Linked DNA regions of Homo sapiens: region 2 is linked to region 1. Evidence: read pairs that join two places in POLR2A ChIA-PET (ENCODE). Cell type or tissue: Panc1. All regions are shown on one strand. Each heading gives the region's core, and the rest is flanking DNA. Links, peaks and the distances in the headings are about the cores only. Region 1 overlaps PTCSC2 (papillary thyroid carcinoma susceptibility candidate 2). Region 2 has its middle 24 kb from the start of FOXE1.

Region 1 (4,391 bases), core at 267-4,266:
CTATCATCTTGTCTTTCACCGACTTATCCTATGTTCAACATTGTCAGTGCTCTGCTGTGTCACATAGGACTTACCTCTATTCACTGGAGGCTGCTTACTGGGAACACCTATGACTTTCCTGAGGACTTTCTTCTATCTATGAGAGTATACTTAGCCTGCATGTGGAACAAAATGAAAGTTCTAGGAAGTTAATGCCCCCAGGAGTCACAGAAAATGATGACAGATATAGAGTTGATGGGTAAATACTCCAGCTTCCTCACTTGTCAGGTGGGGTCATTCTGAGGTATGATTTGCAGTGTCTCTGAGGGTTCCCCTGTGGGACTGAGCCCCAGTTGCCCATGGTGGAAACCGGCTTGATAACTTACCCTTTACAGGGTTTCTTTCCTTGCCTGACCCACTGCCTTATCCCCCTACTGGTGCTTCCTAGGGTCACTTCTAAAATAAACTACTTGCATCCATAACCTTGTCTCAGGGTCAACTTCTGGGGGAAACCCAGCTTAAAACAGACATTTGTTTCTAATTTTTATTATTATAAATAATGTGGCAATGAATATGTTTGTACAGGAGTCTTTGCAACTTTCATTATTTAAAAAATAGATTCTCAGAAGTGGAATTGCTAGGTCATAGGACATTAATATTTTAAATCTGTAGTAGATATTGCCAAATTCCAGGTAGGTTTTGGACAGGAGTTGGCTAGCAATCATTCTATAGCTGGTCTCACTGAAAGACATCAGTGTTGACAACTGCTTCATTTTTTTGTGCTTGCTCATTGCTATCGTTTGACTGTCCCAGCCAAAACGCATGTTGAAATTTAATTGCCATTGCAACTGTTGAGAGGCAAGACTTTTTTGTTTGTTTGTTTGTTTCTTTGTTTTTGGGATGGACTCTTGCTCTGTTGCCCAGGCTGAAGTGCAATGGGCGATCTCAGCTCACTGCAACCTCTGCCTCCTGGGTTCAAGCGATTCTCCTGTCTCAGCCTCCCAAGTAGCTGGGATTACAGGTGCCCGCCACCACACCAAGCTAAATTTTGTATTTTTAGTAGAGATGGGGTTTTGCCATGTTGGCCAGACTGGTCTCAAACTCCTGACCTCAAGTGATCTGCCCGCCTCAGCCTCCCAAAGTGCTGGGATTACAGGTGTGAGCCACCGCGCCCGTCCGAGGCAAGACCTTTAAGAGGTGATTAGGTCAAGAGGGCTCCACCTCATGAATGGATTAATGGCATTATTGCAGGAGTGGGTTACTTATTGCGAGAGTTGGCTCCTAATAAAAATAATCCGTTTGCCTGATTTCCTCTCTCTGTCTTCTGCCTTCCACCCTCTTCCATGTGATGACCTTCACCAGATGATGGCTCCATGCTTTTGGACTTCCCAGCCTCCAGCACCATGAGAAATAAATTTCTTAAAAAAATTACTCAGTCTGTGCTATTCTATTTTGGCAGCAGAAAATGGACTAAGATGCCCATATCCTTATAATCTTAAAGAATAGGGGCAAGACAGGCTTTTCTGGAGTGAGAGGAGGTAAATGCTGGCTGTATGTGATTTTGTTAGGTTGGCCTCACATACCAATCTTACTCAAATGCATCTATTCTTATTTTGAATTTATTAATTCTTAGACTCCATAACATCCTGCCATAGACACTAACCTTAGCCACATACTTACTCATGTTCATGCTATTTATTTTATTTATGCGGTTTACCTTTGAAAGATCCTCAATTCGATAAGCACTCTTTCCCCCCAGCATTAGATATGAACAGATCTGTTTCATGTACTCGCCAGTGTGTTGAGCCAGGACCCTGGGTTCAAGGTTTATAATCTTGGATTCCTCCCCTTTCCTCTCTTAGCCTCAGCTAGAGTTGATGAAAATGAGACTTAGAGAGAGATGGTGACTTGCCAAGATCAAACATCAGGTTAAACATGGAGCTAGGTTCAGAATCTAGCCCATTTGAGATCCTAGAACTAAAAACAAAGCTAAACAAACAACCACACGAAACCCTTCTGGGGAGGCCGTGATCAATCTTCCCCACTCCCTGCCCTTGCCTGCTTTTTCTAGCTCAAGCAGATGTTCAATCTGCTACAAAGTTCCAGAGCCATCCTTCCTGATCAGGACTTTTCCCATCTCTCTGGGCTTCTCCCCACCATGCCTTCTTACCTGCCCTTCCCCCAAATATCTCTCTTGCTTTACTCTTACCTGATCCTGACCTGCCCTCACCCCACTCTCCTACCTTTCACCAGATGACTCCTCATGTGCCACCTCTTCAAGGAAGCTGTACCTGGTGATTGGTTTGTCTGTTTTCTGGACTAGACTAGAAGTTGTTGATGCCAGGAACGGCCACTATATCCCCAGCACTTGTCACAGTGCTTGGCCCAAAGCAGGTACTGAGTAAATATCTGCTAAATGGACAAATACCTACTAAATGAATGAAAGAAAAAATGAATGGAGGGCATTTGTTAATCTCCTTGAATGAGAATTTGTTTGAAGATTAGCAGTTAAATTATTTAAAAACTCATCCCCACAGAGAGTTAGGAAAATGAAACAAGAATGACAGGCAAAATGGCTGCTAAAAATACCAGTGCCTCAGGATCTTATTTTTCACACCTGGTATGGCGAGTTTTGTTTATTCAGAATTTTCTTATTTCCATGTAAATCACATTCACTGACATCAGTCTGGCTTAGATTCTATGTCTTCTTGTCCTTTGGTTAAAAAAAAATACTGTAGTTAGTAAGCTCCTGGACTTCACAGTCTGTTATTAAGAGCTGCCATTTAGTAGAGCTTCCTATGTCACAGAGTGTGCTAAGAGCCTCATATCTGATATCTAATTAAATCCTCCTGATACATATTATCACCTCCTTTTGTTGGTAAGGAAATGAAAGTCCAGAGAGATTAATTTATCATGGTTACCCAGGAAATGAGCAGTGAGGCTGGGGTTCGAACCCAGGTTGGATCTTTTCACACTCCATTTCTTATCTCCCTAATTGACAAAGTGGTTTCACTTCTATCATCTCAATGGCTCTTCAAAGCCCCCCTTCAGGGAAGGACAGCAGGGATCCTAATCCCACCTTATGAGTGTGGAAGGTGAGAAAGTCATTAGCAAATTTAGAACTTGAAACCAGTCCAGCAGATCCCTCACTCAGCCCTTGCTAGGTATGTGATTGTGGACAATTTACTTTCCTTCTCCAAGTCTCAGGGTCCTCATCTGAAAAATGGGAATCACTGAAGAACCCATCTGCAGGGTTGCTGGGAGGATGAAATGAGACAGTGGGGGTAAAGCAACTAGCAAGACCTGAGTTCTCTGCAGGAAGCCTGAACCTTTCAGGCAAAGCGAGGGAAGACAGAACCCTGAGACATGAGTGGGTAGAATGAGCTGAATCCTCAGGAGTAGCAAGGATGGATGGCTGAACTGTGCAGGCTTTATGGTGACCTCCCGCAGAGACCCACATGATGTTATCTGTGAGGGTTCAGAACTGCTAAGGGAATAAACAAGTCTAAGCTGCTGGGATGAAGCCAGTGAGGGCAGAAGTCCTCTGCCAGCCCCCTCTTCTCTGACCTTCTCTTTCTGCATGCCTTTCGCCTCACATTTCCCTCACCAGCTTCTCAAAGGCTCCTGTCTCTTCCTCCCACCTTCCAAGTCCCACCTACACACACACACACAAACACATACACACATACACACTCTCCTGGGACTCATACACTCTGTCCCAAGCACCAGCCATCACTTATCCCAACAGGTAGCCTTAGCAGTCTCCTATGCAGCTCTTCAGGGTCACTCACCCATTCACTCACTCATTCATTCATTCACCAAGCATTTCCCAAGATTTTGCCTGCCCTGTGCTGGTCCCACTGAGCTGAACAAGTCATGCCCCTCTGTCTGGTAAAGGAGCTTTCTTATCAGATCAGCAAGCTCTCAGTGATGCCTTTCAGCTACCTACCCTAACTACAGATATTTTTCTTTTTTCTTTTTCATTTTCTTTTTTTTTTTTTTTTTTTTTTCTGAGACAGAGTCTTGCTCTGTCGCCAGGCTGGAGTGCAGTGGTGCGATCTCGGCTCACTGCAACCTCCACCTCCCAAGTTCAAGCGATTCTCCTGCCTTATCCTCCTGAGTAGCTGGGACTACAGACGCATGCCACCACACCCAGCTAATTTTTGTATTTTTAGTAGAGACGGGGTTTCCCTGTTGGACAGGATGGTCTTGATCTCTTGACCTCATGATCCACCTGCCTTGACCTCCCAAAGTGCTGGGATTACAGGCATGAGCCACTGCGCCCAGCCTCCAGATATTTTTCTACCCTGTTGTCCTTAGGAACTCTTACCATTGGCATCCTATTTCTTATTTTTAAAAATATTAAAATATTACTATTCAAATAATGTTGAATTATATTATTAATGTTGTAA
Region 2 (4,391 bases), core at 110-4,109, 56 kb before region 1:
CTAATTTTTGTATTTTTAGTAGAGTTGGGGCTTCACCACATTGCCCAGACTGGTCTCGAACTCCTGAGCTCCAGCAATCTGCCCTTCTTGGCCTCCCAAAGTGCTGGGATTACAGGCGTGAACCACTGTACCCAGCCTAATGAATGCTCTTTCATCTTTTAGTATGTGGCTTCCAGAGCCTGCAAGGACATCATCTCCATTCCAGGCAGCCATAACAAGAAAGATCATAGGCTGGGCATGGTGGCTCACACCTGTAATCCTAACACTTTGGGAGGCTGAGGTGGGCAGATTGCCTGAGCTCAGGAGTTCAAGACCAGCCTGGATAACATGGTGAAACCCCGTCTCTACTAAAATACAAAAAATTAGCCGGGTGTGGTGGCGTTTGCCTGTAGTCCTAGCTACTCAGGAGGCTGAGGCAGGAGAATTGCTTGAACCTGTGAGATGGAGGTTGCAGTGAACTGAGATTGCGCCACTGCACTCTAGCCTGAGCGACAGAATGAGACTCCCTCAAAAAAAAAAATAAATAAAAAATAAGAAGAAAGATCATAGAGGAGCACATGGGTGAACATGGTGGTTTTAGGGACCAGGCTTAGAAGTGGCACTAGCACTTCTGCTCACATTTCATTGGCTAGAGCTCAATTGCCTCTAACTTTGGGGCTGGGGGCCTGGAAGGAGGAAGAGGAGACAGGAGCAGGAGCTGAAGAATGAGATCTAGCTGTACACCCAGGAAAAAGAGAACATGGATTGTGGAGGGCTGTTAGTCTCTGACATAGCTTATGACTTAGAAATTTGCAGGTAACCAACATAAGAGGAAGCTTAAAGAGTTGGAAGTTGCTACCTCCTGAAAATAGGACTCAGAGGTAGAGTAGGCTAGGCCAAGGGACCACAGGCTTTTGTTAAAAAAATCCTTTTAATACTATTTTATTTTTATCTCTTTGTTTCTTTGTTTTTCCTGAGACAGGGTCTCACTTTGTCACTCAGGCTGGAGTGCAGTGGTGCAATCTTGACTCACTGCAACCTCTGCCCCCTGAGTTCAAGTGATTCTTGTGCCTCAGCCTACCAAGTAGCTGGGATTACGGGCATGCACCACCATGCCCGGCTAATTTTTGTATTTTTAGTAGAGACAGGGTTTCACCACGTTGGCCAGGCTGGTCTCGAACTCCTGGCCTCATATGATCCACCTGCCTTGGCCTCCCAAAGTGCTGGGATTACAGGCGTGAGCCACTGTGCCCAGCCAATACTATTTTATTGTAAAAACACTTTATAAATATTACCTTGTGAAAAAAAAAACACTGCCAACTTAATTTATAAAAATAAAGCAAAAGGGCCAGGTGCAGTGGCTCATGCCTGTAATCCCAGCACTTTGGGAGGCCGAGGCGGGTGGATCACCTGAGGTCGGGAGTTCAAGACCAGCCTGGCCAACATGGTGAAACCCCATCTCTACTAAAAAATACAAAAATTAGCCAGGAATCGTGGCACGCACCTGTAATCTCAGCTACTCAGGAGGCTGAGGCAGGCGAATCGCTTGAACCTGGGAGGCAGAGTTTGCAGTGAGCTGAGATTGTGCCATTGCATTCCAGCCTGGGTGACAGGGCAAGACTCCATCTCAAAAGAAAAAAAAAAGTTTCAGCTACATCTTCCTTTTGCATGCCTGTCTCTGCCTCTGCCACCAATCTCCCCAAGGGTGGGAACCCTTTCTTTTTTTCTTTTCTTTTTCTTTCTTTCTTTTCTTTTCTTTTCTTTTTTTTTTTTTTGAGATGGAGTCCCGCTCTGTTGCCCAGGCTGGAGTGCAGTGGTGCAATCTCGGCTCAGTGCAACCACCTTCCTGGTTCAAGCGATTCTCCTGCTTCAGCCTCTTGAGTAGGTGGGACTATAGGCGCCTGCCCCGACACCTGGCTAATTTTTGTATTTTTTAGTAGAGATGAGGCTTCACTATGCTAGCCAGGCTGGTCTCGAACTTCTGACCTTGTGATCCGCCTGCCTCGGCCTCCCAAAGTGCTGGGATTACAGGCATGAGCCACAGAGCCTGGCCATTCTTTTGTATTTTTATTCGAGCCAGGGTTTTACCATATTGGTCAGGCTAGTCTCGAACTCCTGACCTCAGGTGAGCCACTTGCCTCTCCCTCCCAAAGTGCTGGGATTACAGGCGTGAGCCACTGTGCCCAGCTGGGTGAGAACCATTTCTTAGATCCATCTTCTTTCTTCTTCTCCAGAGACCCACACAGGACCACATGCTGCTAAACACGCAGAAAAAAATGTTGAACAGAATGGCATTCTGCCCTCTTTGCTTGCAGTGGGCTCGCTCTCATCTAACAGCCGCTCATTCTTCCCACGTGTCCAGCCTGGTAGATTTGTGCTGTAGCATGCACTGCTTCAGTCCTGAGAGACTGGCCAGATTCCAGGGCCCTTGTACTCACTGCTTGATGAAGCCAGAGGAATGCCTGCAGCGGATGAGCACATTCCCAACCAGTGTGCAAATAGTAATGAAATCACTGCAGCTTCCTGTGGGGAGTCAAACACCATGACCCTAACCCCAGCAAGAAGATGCTGATGGGTACATTAATAGACATGGATTTTCCAGGATGCAGAGTCCTTGCATTTCACTCTGTCCTGGATCATTACCATTAAATTATAGCGTTATCTTTTTCTTTGACTTTTCAGTATCGTGAGATTGCAAGAAAAGGTTTTCTTAGATCTTCACTTGCTCAACAAGGAAATGGGATGCCGTGGGAAGTTATGAGTTCCCTGCCTGGGGTGCTCGATAACTGATTGGCAGGGATGTTGTGGAGGCGGAGAGGAGGACTCCAACCCCAGGATGCTATGAGTCTTTAGTGCCCATTGTCCCTAGGACGCCACCAGAGGTACGCAATCTGATGCGGATTTCGCAACACAGCTTCTGAGGTTAGTGATGCAAGTTCATTCAGGAGAAAACTGTGTGGCTGGTGAGATAGACCCAGGCTGTTGAGGCTGCTGCTGGGGCTAGAAGGGTCTGACTCATGCTTCGCAGCCCGTGCCAGCATTTCAGAGGGAAGCGATGTTGTCTCTTGTTCTTCCTCCGCTCATCCCCTAAGCCAGGCGTCTGGTCTTCAGCCCTTGTCTCTTTCATTGCACACAACCACCTGAGAAATCTCAGCCACCCCCCAGCCTCAACCCCCATCTCTGTGATAACTCCTAACTCTGTCTACAGCCTTGACCTCATCCCTAAGCAACAGACTCATATAGCTAACAGTTTATTGGACATCTTCATCTCATTGTCCTACATTTCAAACATGATGTTATAAAATTGGGATGTTTTCTCCTGGCTTCAAATCTGAAGTCCCTCATCCAGCCAGCCACCCCATACAGAAACCTTCCTCCATCTCCCTCTTAAGTTCATTTCTACCTTGTGTGCAAGTCCTGTGTATTCCACTTCTATGGCGTCTCTTCTTATTGGCCTTTTTCATTCTAGCTCTATTACCACTGATTTCATTCCTGCCAGAGTGAGTATACTTCAACCCAAGTGGGACTCCACCTCCACCAGGTGGTCATTCCCCTAAAAAAAAAAAAACAAGCATAAAACACAAAAAGACTGACAATACCAAGTGTTGACAAGAATATAGAGCAATGAGAACTCCTGTGCATCCCTGGTGGGCGTGTACATGGGTAGAACAACTTTGGGAAACTAGAAGTATCTACTCAAGTAGATATATGCATAGCCCACAACCCAGCAATTCCACTCCTAGATATGCATGCAACAGATTTACCCCCAGAGGAGCACGTAAAGGCATGTGCAGGAAGGTTTACAGCCCCAAACTGGAAACTGCACAAAGCTCATCAACAATTGCAGTGCATCCATACAATGGGATATCAACCAGCAATGAGCAAGAACAAAGTGCATTTATGTCTAACAACATGGGGGAGTCTTGCAAACATATGTGGAGTGAAAAAAGCCACACACAAGAAAATAGTGAAAACTAGTTTATGATGTTAGGATGGTTATTTTTCTTGTATGTAAGTAGTTCCTGAAAGAGGCCAGAGTGGATCTCTGGAGTTTTAGTAATAATTTGTTATTGTTTTAATCTGAGTGCTATTACGTAGATGCGGTCAGTTTGTGAAAAATTTTGTACTTTTCTATACATATGTTACATTTCAATAAAAAGTTTACTAAAACACATCCACCTATGCATACACACTGAAAAAACAAAATCTCTTCCATGGTTCCTCATGCCCTGAGGAGAAACTTCCAGACCCTAACAGAACACTCATAGATCTCCATGATGTGACCCTGCCTGCCAGGCCACACCCTTCCCATCAGTACTATGTGTGCCACGCACTAGACCATTCTCCTTGCTGATCTCTGTGCTACTCCTTCAGCCTGAATCCCTCTGTCCACCTGGCTCTGTCTGAAGATG

What was found. ChIA-PET counts read pairs that join two places held together with the same protein. Peaks named below come from ENCODE experiments on the same cell type or tissue, not always from the same donor. Only the 100,000 strongest peaks of a DNase experiment are listed, where the experiment ranks them.
Region 2: POLR2A ChIA-PET joins it to region 1 with 6 read pairs; 2 of 35 experiments call an interaction of 5 or more read pairs at or near these places.

The regions. Positions count from the first base shown.
Region 1 is chr9:97,819,186-97,823,576 of GRCh38, reverse strand. The region is part of intron 1 of PTCSC2 (papillary thyroid carcinoma susceptibility candidate 2); the gene reads left to right. Among named protein-coding and RNA genes, the nearest start is that of PTCSC2, 32 kb to the left of the region's middle. In Panc1, for the core only: no CTCF peak of the experiment used is centred there; no DNase peak of the experiment used is centred there.
Region 2 is chr9:97,875,477-97,879,867 of GRCh38, reverse strand. No RefSeq gene overlaps it. Among named protein-coding and RNA genes, the nearest start is that of FOXE1, 24 kb to the right of the region's middle. RefSeq lists enhancers at 4,188-4,391, 1,641-4,391. In Panc1, for the core only: no CTCF peak of the experiment used is centred there; DNase peaks (open chromatin) are centred at 2,377 and 2,817; H3K4me3 peaks cover 989 bases; H3K27ac peaks cover 624 bases.